Linked DNA regions of Homo sapiens: region 1 is linked to region 2. The links are chromatin loops, found by intact Hi-C in ENCODE. Cell type or tissue: CD14-positive monocyte. All regions are shown on one strand. Each heading gives the region's core, and the rest is flanking DNA. Links, peaks and the distances in the headings are about the cores only.

Region 1 (10,500 bases), core at 3,170-5,669, 180 kb after region 2:
CCTTTACAAAATCCAGGAAATTATACAAGTTATTTGGAAAATTCCCGTGTCGCATGTTTTCAGTAGGATGTTAAGACGTTAAAAAATGGCACTCCAACTTTGTGTTTTGTTGTATAATAGTAGAAGAGAACAAACAAAGGGTAACATCAAAAAGACCATAATCATGCATGCAAAATGCATGTCCACACCCAACAGAGGGGTGGGTGGAATTCAAGACCAATTTGTGTTGGATTCCAAGATAAAAAGGGACTAAGTGGATGTGCCTGTGTTTCCTCAAGGAGGAATTTATGGTATTTACTAGCACAAAGCAATCACTTAAAAGTTGAGTCAAATATTCCTGTACTTGCTTATAGGCATAGTCTATAATAAGGTAATGATTCATCTAGTTCCAACTTCACAGTAATAATCTTGGGTTATAGATGTGGAAAAAGGATTACATTTATCTGGTTTAATCTCATTTTACAAACAAGGAAAATGAAGCCTGGAAAATTTGTTTGAGCAATATGCTCTGTAACATCTCATAACTCCCAGTGGTATCATTTTCCACAAAAGAGGCAGAGTAGAGGGAAGAAAATGGTGTCCACAGGGCAGGGTCAGGGACCAGCCACACTCCAATCCCTGCTGGTGACTGCCCTCAGCCATCCTGGTGGCCTCAGCTGAGACCCAAGCCCTCCCCCAAAAGAATTGTCCCAGGATAACTCAGATATCACTAGTCATCTGGCGGATAAAGGCAAAGTTTGCATGAAAGTGGCAATTTGGGGGAGACATTTAAATGTTTCCATGCCTCATTTTCCTCTTCTATAAAAAGGGAATAATAGTATGTTTGTTCTAAATCGCTTGGGTACTTACTAAGCACTTAATAAATATTAGTTGTTATTGTTTTCTTTTTTCCGTTCTCAATTCTTTTCCCTCTCTGCCTTCCTCCCTCCTCTTTTCCCTCCTTTCCTTTTTATACCCCATCTGCATTGTTTTCAAGCATAATACATAGGGCATGAGAGATATTTTTCTTTAAAAATCTGGCTGTTTTTGTGCTTTCTTCCCAAAATTTCCAGAACTCAGTTTTATCAGTATATTTTGAGAACCCCACTGGTGGACATTTAGGTTGTTTGCAGATTTTTTTTTTTTTTTGGTTCTGTTTGAATCCCTCCTCTTCTACTTTGTAGCCCTGTAATCTCTTCAAGAGATGATGATCTTTGATGGCATTTTGGGGGTGATGTTCAGGTGGCAGCCAGATTGGAGGGGACCGTGGAGCAGACTGTGTGACTACTCATTCCAAGGGCATCATTGTGGAGAGTAAGCACTGGATCGTAACACAGGAAGGGTGAGGGAAGTGTCTGGGAGTGTTTTTTGTTTGTTTGGGGCTGGGATTTTTAGATCCAGAAGGTTTTCAACATATTTCTTAGTTTAGCAGAACGAAACAGAGGAATGGAAGAGATTGAAGATGTAAAAGAGTGAAGGAATAATTGTCTGAAAGCTTGGCATGAGATCAAGAATAAAAGGGCGGAGACTCTTCCTGTGATGGAAGGCCAGGGGCCAAGAACAGACAAGCAAGTCTACAAAGGAGCTTTAGATAGAGGGTTCCCCAGGATTGGCTTTGAGATTCTCAGTGTGGGGGGATCTGGAGTAATCTGCTGAGATTAAGTGTTGGAGGAATAGGAACAGGTTAGGGGAGAGTTTTATAGGAATTTTTAGAGACAGCCATTATGAGAAATGTGACAGGGAGGGAACTAATGATGGATAAAAGGATTCTTGAGTAACATTAAGTGCCCAGTCAAGATTAGACAGCAGGCATTTGAAGTGGAGCCAACTCAACTTCCTCTGGCTGTGCTTGGTACAGCTAAATCAAGAGGCAGCAAGATGTTTCATGTGGAAAAATAAATTTTTAACACTCTATTATTCTTTAACGGAGGGCAGGAATTGAAGCATCCTTATATGAAGATAATTCAAAGACATCCAATAGAGGTGGCATAAATACCAAAAATTTGAAAAGTATGTTGTTCCGCAGCCTTGTTTTTAGGCTCAAATAAACACCCCATTAAGTAGAATGTATACCCCGATCACTTAGAATACTCAAGTTTCGAGGTGCCACTTAAAAATAAGGCAGATGCTGTACTTAGCTAGGGAAAAGGTATGTCTCTTGGCAGGTGGGATCCCTTCACCTGGTCCACAAGATGGACTTAATTGGAAGCAAATACAGAATTGGAGACGGTCAATCAAATGGAAGCTCCTCAGTTCCTAGATCAGTTTCTGGTACATGGTAGGTAAATGAGAAATACTTTGTGAATAAAGTACAATTGTCCCTTGGTATCCATGGAGGATTGGTTCTAGGATCTCCTGAGGATCCCAAAAATCCATAGCGGCTCAAGTTCCTTATATGAAATGATGTAGTATTTGCCTATAACCTTCACACATCCTCCCGTATATGTTAAATCATCTCTATATTACTTAGAATACCTACTACAATGCAAATGCTATATAAATAGTTGCTCTACTGTATTTTTAAATTTCTTTTTTTATTTGAATATTTTAAATCTGTGGTTGGTTAAATTCATAGATATGAAATTCATGGATACAGAGGGCTGACTATATATATGTATGTATATGAGTAAATGTATAAATTTATTCATGTCACTTTGGAGCACTAGTCCTATGAGACATAGTAAAATATGGAAAATCCTGACTATATTGATCATTTAGTAGTCCTGCCCACGTCATTCAACATGTAGCTGTGGTAAAAGCAAGTTTTCAAGTTCCTGTCAAGACAACTCAACACATTTACTCTCTTCTGCTTCTCTGCCTCCCTCATTCCCTCTCTCCTGAAAGTTACGGGTTGTCAGAACTTTTATTGAAATGAAAACAAAATCTAAGTTGATTCTCTAAGACATGAAAGAGTCAGAGTCTAACAAGTCCATTAATATTCTATTCTTTCCTATGCAGTACTGCAAAGCATGTTTGGTGATGATAAAGGAATAGTTTTGTTTTGATGGATACAAATAGTTGTTATTTATTTCATGATCACCATGGTAAGTGTAAACCAAAAATAAAATTCCAACCACCTGAATGGACCCCTCCTCTCGGCCAAGGGCATTCCAAAGTTAACCCGAAAAACTAGTTTAGGCCGTGATGGGAAGGGGGAGCCCAACATGACTCATTATTCCCTCTTCCTTTTTGGAATTACTGATAGAATAATCTTTTAAAGTCTGATAAGAAACATTGACAATCTATTCTCTGAAGCTTCCTACCTGGAGGCTTTATCTGCATGATAAAACCTTGGTCTCCACAACCCCTCATCTTAACCCAGACATCCCTTTCTATTGATAGTAAGTCTTTAGATAATAACAACTTTTTCAACCAATTGCCAATCAGAAATTCATTGAATCTACCTATAATCTGGAACTAACCAACCTCCCTCCCCCAAATTGTGCTCCCTTTCTGGACTGAACCAATGTAGATCTTACATGTATCAATTGATGCCTCACGTCTCCCTAAAATGTATAAAAGCAAGTTGTAGCCTGACCACCTTGGGCACATGTTCTCAGGATCTCCTGAGGGCTGTGTCACAGGCTGTTGGTCACTCATGTTTGGCTCAGAATAAATCTCTTCAAAATATTTTACAGAATCTGCCTCTTTTCATTGCCATAGACTTGATAGAGAAATTTTAAGAGTGGGTCTTTAGTCCTTAAAAAGCTCGATCTAGTAGAGACAACATTCCAAGGACCTGGTTAAGTGAGGCTGCTTGCCAGAGATACACTTTTTCCTTAGCCAAGTATAACATCTATTAGAGATAACCAGTGGTTCCATATGGTACTTGGTAACAGAGGCTGAGAGAGAATGGGTGTGGGGAGAGACAAGTGCTATAGGAGTACTTGATGATGCGGTAATCTTCCTTGAGTATTCTGCCATGACATTCAGTTTTTATATACGAGATCCAGGCACAGCCGTCACTGGGTATCCACGGGGAGTTGGTCCCACGACCTCCCACAGATATCAAAATCCAGAGATGCTCAAGTCCCTGATATAAAATGGCATCGAATTTGCCTATAACGTAAGAATATCCTCCTGTATACTTTAAATCATCACTAGATTACTTATAACACCCAATACAATATAAATGCTAGGTAAATCTTTGTTGTGTTGTTTAGGGAATAATGACAAGAAAAAGTCTGTAAATGTTTAGTCACAGACACATTTTTTTTTCAAATATTTTCTATTCATAGTTCTTTGAATCCACTGATGATGCACCCACAGATATGGAGGGCTGGCTGTATTTCATCAAATTTCAGTGTAAAGGATGACAGGGTAATGACTCACCCAGAAGATATTTTTATAGTTCCTCCTGTTTCCTTCCTTTGATGGATGAGGGAAATGCTGTCATACTCAGAAGTTGAGAGTGGGCAGTTAGTTGCCTCAGTAAATGGCCACTCCATCCTCCTATGGCTTAGGCCATAGTCTTGAGTTTGTCCTTTCTCCCAAATGCTATATCCAGTTCTGTTGGCATTTACATCAAAAATATACACAGGGCAATAGAAACGTTGCTGTCTTTGTTAGGGGTATGTTACATAGGTGTATGTATTTGTCAGAACACATCAAACTGTGCAGTAAAGATCTGTGCATTTCACTCTCTAAATTATAACTTAATTCATATGTGTAATGCATCCTAATATGTATAGTAATATACATTTTGTATTCAGAATATATAGCAATATGCGTTTATATATATACATATATATTTACTATATGTGTATTCACACATACATACATTTTATATATATATTTACATATATATACACGCACATATTTACTATGTGTGTATTCACACATACATACATAGCTAGTGTCCCATCACCATCTCTACTGCTCACACCCTGACCCGAGCCACCAATAGAACACCTCTCATCTGAATTGTTGCAGTTGTTTTCTGACTGTTCTTGCTTCTACCTCTGTCACCCCTGCAGTGTGTTCTTAGGAAGGATACTTCTTAAAACAGAAATCAGATCATGTCATTCCTTGGCTCAGAACCCTCCAGTGGCCTTCCATCTCCATGCTCAATTGAAGTCAAAGCCTGGCTGCCATGGAGGCCCCAGATTCCACTACCCCACCACTCCCACCACGCCTTCTGTGCCTCTGGGACCACATTCCCTACTAACCCTCTGGCTCACCAGCTTCCGGCCCACTAACCTCAAACATCAACTACATGAAGCTCTCCCTTCTAGGGGCCTTTGCATTTACTGTTGTTTCTCCCTGGAAGCTCTTCTCAGATATTTCTGTGACTTTCTCCCTTCACTTTCTTCAAGGTTTTAATCAATGTCACTTTATCAGTGGGGCCTTCCATGATTATCTGATCAAAACTTTTAAGTGCCTGCCATTCCCTTTCTGCACAAAGAGCTGGCACGGTATATAATTAAGAGGATGCGCTCTGCTGCCAGACTGTCTGACTTCACATCATTTTCTAGCTGTGTGACTTGGTGCCTCAGTTTGATCACTTTCTGTGCCTCAGTTTGATCACCAATAAAGTGGGGATAAGTATTGTGTCCTTAGGGTTATTGTAAGGATTAATTGAATTGATATATGAAAAGCACTAAAAACAGTGCCCGGTACAGAGTAAGCTAATGTTAATGTTATTCCTCTTGCTTGCTTCGTTATTTTTCCCATAACACTTATCAATCACCTTCTCACCTGCTATATATTTAAACTGTTTATTTTTTGTGGTTTCTTGCCGTTACAATGTATGCGCCATCAGAGCAACAACTTTTTACTTTTTTTCCTCTTCTATTTTCTTTCTTTTTCTTCACTACTGTACCTTCATCACTTAGAATAGTGCCTGATATGCAGTAGGTACTTAATAAATATTGTGTAATCAATGGGTGAATGAGAGAAGAGTCTGTGCACTTTCAGGAGGCTGTAGGATAAGGTAGGTTAGGGAAGGGGCTGGAAACATTTTCTGCAAAGAGCCAGATAGTAAATATTTTAGGCTTCGTGAGTTACAACTACTCAACTTTGCTGTTGTGGCATGAAAGCCACCATAGATGATACGTAAACGAATGAATGTGACTGTGTTCCAAAGAAACTTTATAAAAACAGGCAGTGGGCTAGATTTGACCATAGGTCATAGTTTGCCAACTCCTGGGTTGGGGAATAATTTTTGGCTTTACTTTCCTCCTTCTCATTACTCCTCCCTTCAGCCAGCAATTAGTGCTATTCACTCAGAACTGAAATATGAATAATTTGAAAAGCATTACATTACCCCTTAGTATTTGGCTCAGTATTCGTTAATTGTACAAATTTTCCATATGTCTCTTAATATTGTAATAGGAAATAACAATGTTAAGAATATATTTTGAAGTTTCAGGGCTCTGGTTTTCATTTCTCTTCTCCCACAGCCGAAAACTGGTAATTCTGGCCAGGAGCACGTATGCTATAAAGGAACAAGCAGTGTTGGCATTCCTCTTACTGTATGGCCAAGAGTGTAACTGACACCCAGTTGGAATAGAAACCAACAGAAATTACCTACAAGACAAACTGTTGAGTTTATAAGATTATTTATAAAAACTTATTCCTCCACAAAACTGTTTCCTTGCCCACAGTTTTTACCACTCTTCCCAATCGATTTTATGTGCTCACAAGTTCTTGCAGCTTTTTAATGCAGTGAGTTTTTGACCATGTGACAAACTGAAACTTTAACACAAAATATATAGCTTTTATTGTTGTAATTAAAGCAGACCTGAAATTAGACTCATTTTGCTGATATGATCCATTGTGATTAGACATATAAGCAGTCCAACTACGTGACTGCAACTGATGTGAATTTGACGCAACCAGAAATGGTTTTTGTGTCACCTCTTCTGAACTTAGCAGCCCATCCTTATTGTCGGTGCTAACAGTTTTCCACTTGCCGTTTAATTGTCTTCATCATTTTATATGTGTGGAAAGAGAACAGACCTGGACCATCCTCCCCATTTGTTGGGGTTTTCTTGCTCCCTGTGTTGCACCTTTTTACAGCTGTGGTCCAGGGCTGCAGTTTCCAATCAGAGTGTGATGTAACCTACTCCCAAGACACCTGGCCAGTTTGCCCCCCCAGAGCAGTGCTGCTCAAACCATCTCTTGGGAAAGACCATTTTGTTTTTCCATCATGAATTGATTCATTTTCTAAAATTCAATTTAAAAAGAAAATTGAGTTGCCAGCAGAATTATCACATAATTGGATATCACAGCAAGGCCAAGTTGCGATGTAATTTTTAAAACATTTATTCTCAATTTCTGTACTTACAGTAGACCGGTAACAGTTTGTGCACCAGCTCCAGTCCACAGACCATATTCTAAGCAATGCCACTTCAGTGGTTTTCACTCCAGTGGTTTTCAAACGTTTTTAACCCAGTATAAAGTATGCATTCGTAGGCTGTAAAACACATGAATGTGTAGACACCTGTGCAGACACACACACGCACATACTCTGAAACCACTGGAATGTCAGCCCCCTAAGGGCAGAGCTTCGCTTTTCTTGGTCTTTTTCACTGTTCTGCGTCTAATACCTGGCGCATAGGAGGCCCTCAATCAATATTTGTTGCAGGTATGTGTGTGTGTATGTGTGTGTCTGAATAATCAAATCAAAATTTTCACACGATAATGCTTAACCTTTACTCCTGATGAAATAGCCTTTTGTTGTCTATTTAATAAAAAGAAATACTGATTTTAGTCTAATAATTCTATTTCAGTACATTCTAATTTTAGGAGTCGTGACCCATGGTTTATAAAACATTCCTTTAGAAGGTGCTCATGTATAGGAATTTATTATTCTTTTCTTCTTCACAACTTTGAGTAGCTGTTGCTCACTCCTGTCTTCCTATGGGTATACATATCCCAGAACTGCTTATATCTAGGAAGCAGTCCATGTAGCCTGCATACATTAGGTTGGTAGGCCTGTGAAGGAAAATAGAGATAGATGAGTCTCCAGGTTTTAAAGAGTTAAAAAGAAGGGAAGAATGAGGTTAGAGTTAGAGTGGGTAGAGCAATAACAAGTTGAAACAGACCCGCTGATACTCCTCCATAATACTGGGGACTAAGTTTGCAAACTCTTAGGAATAATGTCATTCCAAAATAGTACAATGAATTTGATTCGCCTACATCTCAAAGAGCATGAAATTTCAGTTTTTAAGATTGTGGATAGCAAGGCTAATAATAATGATCGCATTTATCTAAATGTATCTTAAAATTTAAGGTCATGGCTCGGTGCAGTGTCTCACATCTGTAACCCCAGCACTTTGGGAAGCCAAGGGGGAAAGGATTGCTTGAGCTCAGGAGTGTGAGACCAGCCTGAGCTATATAGCGAGACCTGGCCTCTACTAAAAATAAAAATTTTAAAAATCAGCTGAGTATGGTCGCACCCACCTGTGGTCCCAGCTAGTGGGGAGGCTGAGGTGGGAGGATCACTTGAGCCCAGAAGGTCAAGGCTGCAGTGAGCCGCGATCATGCCACTGCACTCCATCCTGTGTGACAGAGCCAAGACCTTGTCTCAAAAAAAACAAAACAAACAAAAAAACAAGTAAAGGTCAAGATGTAGTTTTCTGGCTTATGCAGCTAAGAGGAAGGTGATATTATCAGCCAAAACAGGGCATATGGGAGCCAGGATACTTAAGACATCAGAGTGTGTGTGTGTTTGCGGAGCCACTGAGTCATAGCTGCACACAGCAAGCATTTGGTGTCCACCACACTAGAAGATGCGGAGCAGATAGCAGAAATACAGTCTGTTTTCAAGGAGCACACAGCTTCATCCAGGAGACAATCACTGTAAAATCAGGGCTGTCATGGAGGTGGCGGTCAGGCTGGCCTTGGAGGAAAGAATGCATGACCCACCTTGAAAAACATGTGTCCCAGGACAAAGAAGAGGGTCCAAGCAGTAGGGGGATCAGTGCATGTCATGGCACAGAGGTGAGAGGGCAGAAGTGTCTTCTAAGGAGGGCATGTCTTTGCAGTATGGTGGGAGGCCGGCAGTCCTGTACATAGTTTATGGTTTGGATTAGAAACTACCAAATGAGTGAGAGGCATATGTGGGAACAATATGGCTTTTAGACTCAAATCTCACTTATTCAGTGACCTTGAACAAATTCCTAACTCCTCCGTGTAGTCATAACAATAGCTAGTAAGAGTAGATATGGAGAATTGCAGCTTTCTTTCAACTTGTCACAACTTATCACAAGATCTTCAAATCTACTGACATTTAATACACATCAGTTTTTCAATAGCAGCAGCATCCTTTATTCGAGAAGTAAAAGATCTTGGCTTATTGTATGAAACTTTTCATCAACTCTCTTCTGGTTATTCCTAAGCATTAATAGCAGAGAGCCAGAAGGCTCATTTCCTTTTACCTCATCCTATTTTCCCTTGCTGCTTCATTTACTTGATTACTTACTAGCTTTGCCTCTTTGTATTTTGTGGCGTTTCATTTTAGTGAACAAGAGAAGTAACTTTTACTAATGTATTGTCATTAATACGCCCTCTTTTGTACTCTGCCTTACAATCCTCTGTGAGTGGCTGTTCCATTTCCTGAATAGCGTGTGCATGTGTGTGTTTGTATTTGTGAGGGTGGTTAAAGTAACAAGTGTTTTATTATTTGGTTTATAAATATTTGGTGAGCCCTTAGTATGCTTGAGGTTATGATAGAGAAATAAAATATCTAAGACAATATGTCATGGTTGAAGGTGTTGAAAATTTTGTGGTTTAAATACATGGATGAAAAAACTGAAACGTTTTATTATGGAAAGCTTCAAATATATAAAAATATAGATAGGATACCCAACTGGGTGCAGTGGCTCACACCTCTACTCCCAGTACTTTTGGAGGCTGAGGTGAGCAAATTGCTTGAGCCCAGGAGTTCAAGACCAGCCTGGGCAACATGGCGAAACCCTGTCTCTACAAAAATAAGCCAGGTGTGGTAGTCCCAGCTACTAGGGAGGCTGAGATGGGGGGATTGCTTGAGCCCAGAGAGGTTGAGGCTGCAGTGAGCCATGTTTGCGCCACTGCACTCCAGCCTGGGCGATAAAATGAGACTGTTTCAAAAAATATTTGTATAGATGGATAGAATAGTATAGTGTACCCCTACATACCACCACCCATTTTCAACAATTATCAACTTATGGCTAATCTTGTTTTATTAATATCTTTACCCTTATTTTATTCTATTTTATTTTAAAGCAAATTCCAAATGTTGTATCATTTTATCCATGAGTATTTTGTAACTTGTCTCTAAAAAATAAGGACTCAAAAAAGATAAGTATAATAGCATTATTAATAACCTTAGAATGACAGTAAGTCCTTAATATCAAATACACACTGTTCAAATTTCCAGTTATATCATCCATTCTATACTTATTTTACAGTTTTTTACAGTTTTTTTTTTTTTTTTTGGAGACAGAGTCTTGCTCTGTCGCCCAGGTTGGAGTGCAGTGGCACTCCAATCTCAGCCCACTGCAATCTCAGCCTCCCAGGTTCAAGTGATTCTCCTGC
Region 2 (10,500 bases), core at 4,330-6,829:
CAGAGTTAATTTTATGTGGTTAAATATGTTGATATTTCTTGCCTAATTTCTTTGTTGTTATGCTTAGGAGGGAAAACTTCTCCACCCCAAGATCAAATAAACACACACCTCAGTTTCCTTCTAGGTGTCCTGTGGTTTCGTAGTTTATACTAAAGTCTTTGATCTAGCTGAAGTTTATTTTGGCCTCTAATAAGATACAGGAGTCTATTTTTCTTTCCAAAATATTATGCCCTTTCTCCACAACTCTTCAATGACTAGTCCTTTCTTTTCCCACTGATTCGAAATGTTGCCATTACCATCGATTAAGTTCTTGTATATTCTGGTACTCGTTTTGAAATGAAGTAATGGTGGTGGTGGGCAGGGAGTTGAATTAATGTGATTGTCTGTTCTTTCACCAGTACCAAGCTGTTTAAGTTAATAAACACAGTAGAGTTTGATACTGATCTTTCCATTATGTGATAGTATATCACTTTTTCTTCTCTTATTTTCTGAAAAGTGTTCAAACTATAAAATATAGTTCTATATATTTTGTTTATAAAATATAAGAAAACAGAGGGAATAGTGGCTTTTTCTGACTTTAACATTTCCTTTTAAAGTTTTTAATTTATCAGACTACCCATCAATGAGGCAGGAGAATTGCTCGAACCCAGGAGGTTCCACTGTGTTAGAACCAAACTTTCAGAAACAGTTTGGCTGTGTTAGCATTCCTTTAAACTTTTGTTATATACAGAAATCTAATTCCAACATGTTTATTCTTGGAACCATCTGCCCAATGCTACAATCTGAATTCTCTTGCGTTGTTGAAATTTTGAGGGAATAAGAATAAAATCGAACCTTTATTAAATACTTACCGTGGCTGGCACAGTTCCTAAGCCTATTACACGTATTAATGTAAGCCTCCTAAGAATCCTGAAGATAAATGCTGGTATTATCCCCCATTTTACACACAAGCAAACTGGGGCTTAAGAGTTAAGTAACTTAACAAGGTTACCCCACCGCTCATAAGCAGTGGAGTTAGAATCCAGACCCGAGCAGCTCGATGCATGCTCTCAACTGTGATTTTGATAAACCTTTGATTTATTGTGTGCTCTCGGGGACCCTAACCCCCTGAACTCAAAGCACAGCAATTTCTTTTACAAAAGATATTTAGTTATGAAAAAACACATGAAATTTACTATCTTTTTTTTTTTTAAGACAGCTCTGTTGCCCCAGACTGGAGTGCAGTGGTGCGATCTCAGCTTACTGCAACCTCCGCCTCCTGGGTTCAAGCCATTCTCCTGCCTCAGCCTCCCTAGTAGCTGGGATTACAGGTGTGCACCATCATGCCTGGCTAATTTTTTAAATTTTTAGTAGAGATGGGTTTTCGCCATGTTGGCCAGGCTGGTCTTGAACTCTTGATCTCAAGTGATCCGACTTCCCAAAGTGCTCGGATTACAGGCATGAGCTACTGCACCTGGCCTCAATTTACTACCTTAACACTACTGAACCACACATTTAGTGGTTAACTGTAGTCATGTTGTTTTGCAACAGATCTCTAGAATGTTTTCATCTTGCAAAACTGAAACTCCATACCATTTCCTCTTCTCCTCAGCCACTGGCAACCACTGTTCTGCTTTGTTTCTAAAGATCGAATACTTTAAATACAAATACATGAAGTATTTGTCTTTTTGTGACTGGATTTCTCTTAGCATCATAGCCTCAATGTTCTTCCATGTTGTACCATGTGACAGAATTTCCTTCTTTTTTGAGGCTGCATAATATTCCATTGTAGATCACATTTTAAAAAAATCCATCCGTCCATTGAAGTACATTTAGGTTACTTCTACCTCTTAGCTATTATGAATAATGCTGCCAGGAGCATGGGTGTGCAAATATCTCTTCAAGATCCTACTTTCAATTCTTTGGACATATACCCAGAAGTGGGATTGCTGGATCATATGATAATTCCATTTTCTTTTTCTTTTTTTTAAGGTAAGAAATCTCCAAACTGTTTTCCGTAGTGGTTGTACCATTTTACATTGCAATCACCAGTGCATAAGGGTTCCAGTTTCTCCACATCCTTGCCAACTCTTATTATAACTCTTGTTATACTCCTATTATTCTGTTTATTGGATAGTAGCCATCCTAATGGGTGTGCAGTGATATCTCATTGTGGTTTTGATTTGCATTTCTCTAATGATTAGTGTTGTTGGGTGTCTTTTCGATGTTTGTTGGCCATTTGTATATCTTCTGTCCTCTGCGCATTTTTAAATCAAGTTATTTGGTTTTTTTGTTGAGTTGTAGGAGTTTTTAAAAATATATTCTGGATGTTAACACCCTATCAGATACATGATTTGCAAATATTTTCTCACATTCCATAGGTTGTTTTTTCACTCCACTTATTGTTTCCTTTGATGTGCAGAAGCTTTTAAGTTTGATGCAGTCCTACTTGTCTATTTTTGCTTTTGTTGCTTGTGCTTTTGGTGTCTATTTCCATCTCAGTTGCTGAAGCACGTGTCGTACTTATTTTGGAAAAAAAATACATTAGAAACTTTTAACAAATGCCATGAAATACATTTTGAAAACCTTAGGAAATTTCTTGAAATATGTAGTATGAAAATTGTATTTGTAAATCATTACTCAGTTCAGCATTGTAAATATGAGAGGCTAATTTATACAACTATATAAGAAGAAATGGGAGACAGAAAAAAAGAACCATCCCTGTTCATATTTAAAAGAGGGATAGCATTTGTACCATATCCTCTCTACATCTCCAGCAGGTGCAGCTAAAGAAATATCACGTTTTTCTTGTTGAACCCAAAGTGGGCTTCAGAACCCTTTTCAACACAGAGCTCCAGGCAACCATTCATGATCAACTGAGGTGACACATGACATGAAATCTATTTGTCATTATGTCTTCAAAAACACTTCCAAAAGCATATTCATTAAAGCAGAATTCTCCAAACATGTCACGTTGAAAAACAGTCATAGCTGCAGATTCACAATGATTACAAGCATATTAAACTCATTGAGAAATCCTCCCAGACAAATTCTTTCACTGATTAATCCTCATTTTTTATATTGATTTGTCCACAGAACCATTTTTGTTATATTGTTTCTATTAAAATACTATGAAATTAGATTTGTATGAAATAGTATTATTGAAGCAGTTCTCCAGTATTTGCTACAGAATGGCCATTTATAACATTGGTGTCAGTTCTCTGGAAAATGTTAGTCAACTTTATTCTACATCGTAACTATCTTGTGGAATTTGGTCTCCACAAAAATGTATAATTTTTAAAGGTTAAAAAACAGGAAAAAAATAAACATACACGTACACACATATAGACGTGTGTGTGTGTGTATGCTAGCATTTTCAGGAATACAAAGCAGCTAAAAAAGATCCATTCTCTTTTATCACTAGATTTAGAGGATTGGTCGCTAACAAAACAAGAAGGAAAAATTAACAGCATAAGAGTACAGCTGCAAAGTTGACTAATATTATCTGTGGCAGCTTAAGGAGAAAACAATGTAGTCATTCCTCAGCTATGGAAACAATCCAAACTTATATAAATAGAAAGAGGACATCTTAAGGGAGGGGGCTACCTCTAAGTCAAATAAGAGGGCATCTGCTCTAGAGATGGGATGTCCCACACCATGGGCAGATGCAGATGTGTATACACACACACACACACACACACACACACACACACACATATATCATATTCTCAACCAGGAATGAACATTGCAAAAGTGTCAGGAGAAAGGAAATTCTAAAACTCTACCCAACTTTTAGTGATTATTTTAAACTATAATTATTAAAAATATTGAAAAACTAAGCCACAAAAGGAATGAAGTCATTATTAATTGGATATCTAGCTGGTGTTTTACACAAATGAGGAATCATGGCTGCTTAGGCCTACTGCCTAGAGGCCGTTCTTCCTTTAACTCTAGATTATGTGTTTACATAGATACAGTTTTGGTGAGCATTTATTATTAAAATATTTCTTCTCAAGAGGTCATAGAAAATAAGCAAAGTTATTAAAAATCATACCAACAGTTGCCCTGAACGTGCAAGATTGCAAAACATTTTTTGGAGACATGGTCTGGCTCTGTCACCCAGGCTGGAGTGCGGTGGTGCCATCTCAGCTCACTGCAACTCCCACCTCCCTGTGCAAAACATCTTAAAGCTTAATGTTTTCCAACCTCAGATGTGTGGCCACAAGAACAACCATTAGAGAGTAACATGCTATGTGGTTCTGAAAAATAAAGAGCTGCTTTCTGAAACATAACCTAGCGCCAAAACAGAATCCATCAAAAATAAATGTTGGAATCTACAGTGGTTCCTAATATGTGGTCCTGAGACTGATAACATTAGTGTCACCTGGGAGCTTGTCAGGAATGCAAATTCCTGCGCCCCACCTGAGCCCACTGAATCAGAAACTCTGAATATGGGGCCCAGAAACATGTAATAGGCCCTCTACGTGATTCCGAGACACGCTACTGTTAGAGAACTATTGCTTGCTTTGTGTCTGGTATTAGCTTGGTCCATTTTATCTAGACTTGTTGAGGCTTCTTATTCTTTGTGATCTTAGTAATAATAGAATTTCCCCACATTTGAAGAGCAAAATACAGAGACAGCTTTCCAAATATAACATCTAATGAGCTGTCAAACAATGACCCTCCTTCTGTAGCAAAATTGAGTACAGAAGTTGTCTATGTATCTTTAGAACACAAAAAGAAGATATGTTTCAGGAAAACAAACCAACTGAAAAAGATCCATTCTTTTTTATCACTGGATTTAGACAATTAGTTTATTTAAAAAAACAAGAAGAAAAAAATACTGCAAAGTTGACTAGTAATATCTGTGGCAGCTTAAGGAGAAAATAAGGTAGCCATTCCCCAGCTATGGAAATAGTCCAAACTTATATAAATAGAGGACATTTTAAGGGAAGGGGGTACTGTAAGTCAAATAAGAGGGCATGTTTGCTCTAGAGATGGAAGGGGTGTCCCACACCATGGGCAGCTGCAGTGACTGAGGGAGTGTCTGTAGGAAGCTGTCTGCTACACGAGGCGGCACCTGCTACCAGGCCATGGAAGGTTCCACTCACAACCACCACCTTCCAAGGGGCTCCTGAAATCTCCCTGTCCTCTTGGAGACCTTCACATTCTCTTTCATAGCAGGGTAAACTGTGCTGAGAAGCTGGGGTTCCCTAGCCAGGCACGTTTTATACTCCTGGGTAATGTTCCCATTTTGAAGGGTTTCAGATGACTTCAGTTTTCAGATGACAGTGACACATTTTCTAGAGCAGGGTTTCTCTACCTTGGCACTACTGACATTTGTATAATTCTTTAATTATACATCCTGTATAATTCTTTGCTGTGGGAGCCTGTCCGGTGCACTGTTGGCTGTTTAGCTGCATCCCTGGCCTCTATCCACTAGATGGCAGCAGAACCCCCCCCCCCCCCCCCCCCGGCAATTGTGACAACCAAAAATGTCTGCAGACAGGGCTGAATGTCCTCTGGGAGGGTGGGGTGCAAAATCCCCGCCCCCATAATGAAGAACCCCTACTCTAAACTCTAAAGAGGTAGTTTTCCTTTCTTTCTGTCAAAAGGGGCAGGAAAAAAACATTCTCCTGTTTGTTCTTTATCTTCATTGATGCCACCACTCATCTGATTCCTATTTTGCTTTGTTACCTCTCTCTCTCTCTCTCTCTCCCCCCCATCCCCCATCTCTCTCCTCTCTGTCTCTGTCTCTCTCTCTCTTTCTCTCTCTCACTCTTCTTCTTTCCCTACCCAGACTGGTCCAAGGTTATCACTTCACTTACTCTGACAATGTTCTCAACCTCCTGGCCCCATTATCTTTGGCTCTAGTGACTCCAAAAATTCCCACCTCTGGGTCAGTTCAGCTCTCTGGTGACCCCATTTCTACACTAGAGATACCAGGCATCTCTGGAGAAAGTCACAGTTCTGTATAAATTCATGGTCTCCCACCAATGAGCCTCAGTGAGGCAGCGTGGGGTTCTTGTTTCTCTTCACCCACTTCTATCTTTTCCATTCCTACTATCTTAGTCCATTTGGGCTGCTATAACAAAAATACCATAGACTAGATTGCTTAAACAACAAACATTTATTTCACACAGTCTGGAGGCTGAGACATCTAAAATCAAGATACTCTCAGATTCAGTATCTGATGAAGGTTCCACTTCCTGGTTCATAGACAACTGTCTTCCTGCTGTGTCCTCACATGATAGAAAAGGAGAAAGGTTGCTCTCTGAGACCCCTTTTATGAAGGCACTAATCCCATTCACAAGGGCTCCACCCTCATGACCTAATCACCTCCCAAATGTCCCACCTCCTAATACCATCACAGTGGGGGTTAGGATTTCAACATATGAATCAGGAAACACAAACATTCAGTCTGCAGCACTCACCTTGGGTGGGGAGCTCATCAGTATTAACAACACAAAGGTTGCTTTGTCTGTTTTGTTTTGGTTTGGTTTTACCTTATTAATACTGCACTTTGGAGAATGGAAAGTGTAGGGGATGGGTGGGAACCATATGGAAAACTAAGGAGTGACCAACCAGATGGATCCACATTTGTCCTGCCAGAATGCAGCCAGGAACAATCCTTCCTCCAGCCCTGACCATGGTGGGGGCATTCACAGGATGGGTCTAGCAGAAGAGGAGAGGGGTAGAAAAGAAAAGAGGAAGAAACGAAAAGAAGAAAACAAAAGAAAGGAAAGACTGAGGGAGGTCAGGGAAATAATGAGCTTCCGGGTGCCTAGCTAAGGTTGACTCTGTATGAATTTAAAAGTAATGAGATGGATCAAGTAAAGGAATGCTCCATCCACTCCATCCACTTGACCCAGATGGATCAAGTAAAGGAAAGCTCCGTCCACTGACCCCCAGGTATGTTCCTGGTGAGCTAGCTAAGAGTAAGGTGGTAAGATAGTGCCCCTCCTGGTAATGGGCTAGATATAGATACATAGGGCATGACAGTAAGGCTACATATATTTATGAAGCCAGTTGTCTTGCCCATTCCCTATTAACAGCAATTTCAGACTTTTTCACTCTCTTCAAACTTTCCATGTCACCACATTGCCCTTACAAAAGATGACTATGCATATCACTTCGCCATGTTCACCATCAAAGTACAGCAGAAACCCCCTTATGGGATGTGGTTGGGACTACACATTGTTACATTAGCTGAAAAGGCTTATTAAAGCAGGAAATCACCAAAAAAGAAACATATATATGATGTAGACATTTTATTTTAACTTAAAACATAAGTGGGGCTGGGTGCATTATCTCACACCTGTAATTCCAGCACTTTGGGAGGCTGAGGCGGGAGGATCACTTGAGCCCAGGAGTTCGAGGCTACAGTGAGCTATGATGGTGCTACCGTACTCCAGCCTGGGTGACAGAGAAAGACCTTGTCTCAAAAAACAAAAACAAAACATAGTGGGCATCCATTTGTTAATCATCTGAGTTAGAGCCAACACCTTTTGGAGAAGGTCCATAAATTGGAGTTCTGCAAAAATAATGGCAATGATTTATCATTGACGATGTCCAGTTTGGACTTTTTAGGTAAAGCAATACAGGTGAAAGCAATTTTGGGTTTTTTTTTTAATCCAAACTTTTATGGTTGATTTTGCCCACACCTACTTTGACCCAAAAAAGTAGCAACTCACCTTTTAAAGGATTTTCCCAAAGCGTAGATTTCATTTAGTTTGATTTTATTTCACTCGATTTTATTTTAAATTGATTCCTTCAGCTCACATTGTTAAATATTATAAGTACAACTGGCATGAACAGTTCACAAAGGGAAGGGGGTTCTTCAGGGGAAAGAATCTATGCACAGAGCTCTCCTGCCATAAATCAGTTTCCTTTTCCTAAACTACCAGTTCACCTGCATGCGCAGCTCCAGCCTACTTCCTGTCAATATGGAAGAGAGCTCCTTTTGTCCAAAGACCCCTTCACCTGGGCTCTGTATCTGATTTCCCCTCAACACCTCAGTCTGTCTCCCTCTTTTGTATCTTCAACATCTCCCTCTTTTCTAAATCCTTCCCTTGTGCATTTAAACCTGCTCTGTTTACTCTGATCACAAACACAATCATCCTTAGGCCCCATGTCTTTCTCCAGTGACCACCCTCCTCTTCACAGTTGGGTTTTTATAAGACTTGCCTACACTCCCGGGCTTCCTGCTTTCACTTCTCCAATTCACTTCTTGTCTCACCTCCTCCACTGAAATGCTTCTCTTCAAGGTCACCACTGACCTCTTGGTGTTCTTTAACATTTATTTCTCTGGAATGTTAGTCACTGCAGACCACTTCTTCCCTTTCTTGAATCTTCCTCCCTCAGCTTCTGTGATATCTCACTCCTGGTTTTCCTTTAACCCGCTGGCCATTCAAATGTCAGAGTTCCTTTAGGCTTCATCCTAGGGCTGCTTTCTACTTGCTTTATTTTCTGTGGTTTCATCCACTCCTATAGCTTTACTACCATTAATTGATGATAACTCTCAAACCTATGATTCCATCCTGATCTTCTCCTTAGCTCCAGAGCAATGCAGCCGACAGCCTACTGGTCATATCTGTTAATATGTTCCAGGGAGAACTTAACCTCAACCTGTCCAAAGTGCAATTCATCACTTTGCCTTTCTTCCCTAACCTGCTTTTCCTCTATTGTCCTTATTTTTCTGAAGGGTACCGATATTTGCCCATTTTCCAAACCAGGAACCTGGAAGACATCATTCACTCATCTCTCCTTCTTACTCTATACATCTGATCAACTACATTAGTCATTCATTCAACAAACATTCATCTATCTGTATCAATCCTTTACATGTTAGAGTTGCCAGTTTAGCAAATACAGGAGATTGGAGTTTCCAGTTCCAAAATGGCCACACAGAAGCAAGCTGGCTTCTCCCCCCACCCACCCACCCACCATTTCCCCCACAAAAAAACAAACAAACAAATATATAGGACTGAGATCTTCACCAGCAACAAACCAGAGCTCAAGTATGAGGATGAGACAGTTCCTGGGGCCACAGAGAAATGGAAGAACTCTTAGACAGTGGTAGGAGAACCAGACTTCTGCACCTGCAATACCCCTTCCACCCCATTCTGCAAGACATGAACCACATGGAAAATCCCCATCCAACTTACGGTTTCTGCACTGGAAAAGTGAAATTGAGGTGGTTAATAAGCTTCCTCACCTTTTTGGTTTTTCTGGCAGGAGAACTGTCCTTGCCTTAACCCACAAGTAGCATTAGGACTGTTTCATGGGAGAGATATCCCTAAGGATAGGCAGAGACAATTAGGGAGGCAGGGCTACCATCTTCAGCCCAGAAACTCTGCTCTGTAACTTGGCCAAAGGAGACACCAGATAAAAGTGGCTGTTAGGAGGTATGTTCCCCAGGACCCCTGGGCACGAACCCTAGCCAGCATTCCCACACTGCTGGGATAATCCCTTTGGGACCTTCCCCATTTGGGACAGGCAGTGCTTCAACCATTTATTATAGGCAAGCTGAACCTTAGCTTAAGGTCACCTAGAATTGAAAAGGAGGCAGTGACTTGAATAACTAATCCTTCAATGCAAAGACGTAGACATATACTCACAAGAAACAAAAGCAAATGGGAAACCATCACCTCGCCAAAAAGACAAAGCAAAAATCCAGTGACTGACCCTAACAAGACGGCAATTTGTGAGCTCCCCAACCAAGAATTCAAAACAGCAGTTTTAAGGAAACTCAGCGATCTCCAAGATAACACAGAAAAACAATTCAGAAATTTATCAGGGAAATCTAACAAAGACACTGAAATGATTTTTTAAAACTGAAACAGAAATCTTGGAACTGAGAAATACATTTGCTGAGCTGAAAAACTCTAGAGGCTCTCAACAGCAAAATGAACCAAGCAGAGGAAAGAATCAGTGAGCTTGAAGACTGGCATTTGAAAATACATAGAGAAGAAAAAAGAAAAAGAAGAACAAGGAACAAAGACCACCTACAAGATATAGAAAAAAACTTCAAAAGACCAAATCTAAGAATTATTAGTGTTTAAGAGGAAACTGAGGAACAGCAAAAGGTAGAAAGCTTGTTCAAAGAAATAATGATAAAAAGCTTCCCTAAACTTGAGAAAGATATAAATGTGCAGGTAGAGGAAAGTCTTAGAACACCGAACAGATTCAACCCAAATAAAACTACCCCAAGGCATTTAATGGTCAAATTCCCAAAGGCTAAAGACAAAGTGAAGATCCTAAAAGCAGTGAGAGATAAGAAGCAAATAATATATTAAAAAGCTCCAGTTCATCTGGCCACAGACCTCTCAACAGAAACCACAGGGGCCAGGAGGGAATAGAAAAACATTTTCAAAGTGCTAAAAGAAAAATAAAAACCTGTCACTCAATAATATTGTATTCTCAAAATTGTCATTCACATTTGAAGGAGTGATAAAATCTTTTAGAGAAAAACAAAAGCTGAGAGAATTCACCAACACCAGTTCTGTTGTGCAAGAAAAG

What was found. Peaks named below come from ENCODE experiments on the same cell type or tissue, not always from the same donor. Only the 100,000 strongest peaks of a DNase experiment are listed, where the experiment ranks them.
Region 1: it touches region 2 in a loop (2.4-fold over the local background); 32 of 110 quality-filtered maps call a loop at or near these places.

Annotation. Positions count from the first base shown.
Region 1 is chr12:27,615,198-27,625,697 of GRCh38, forward strand. All of the region lies in intron 2 of PPFIBP1 (PPFIB scaffold protein 1), which reads left to right. Among named protein-coding and RNA genes, the nearest start is that of REP15, 76 kb to the right of the region's middle. In CD14-positive monocyte, for the core only: no CTCF peak of the experiment used is centred there; a DNase peak (open chromatin) is centred at 4,304.
Region 2 is chr12:27,429,849-27,440,348 of GRCh38, forward strand. The region is part of intron 1 of BMAL2-AS1 (BMAL2 antisense RNA 1); the gene reads right to left. It also overlaps a transcript of SMCO2 not described here. Among named protein-coding and RNA genes, the nearest start is that of BMAL2-AS1, 12 kb to the right of the region's middle. RefSeq lists an enhancer at 6,400-6,965. In CD14-positive monocyte, for the core only: CTCF peaks have their summits at 5,385 (motif pointing right) and 5,585; no DNase peak of the experiment used is centred there.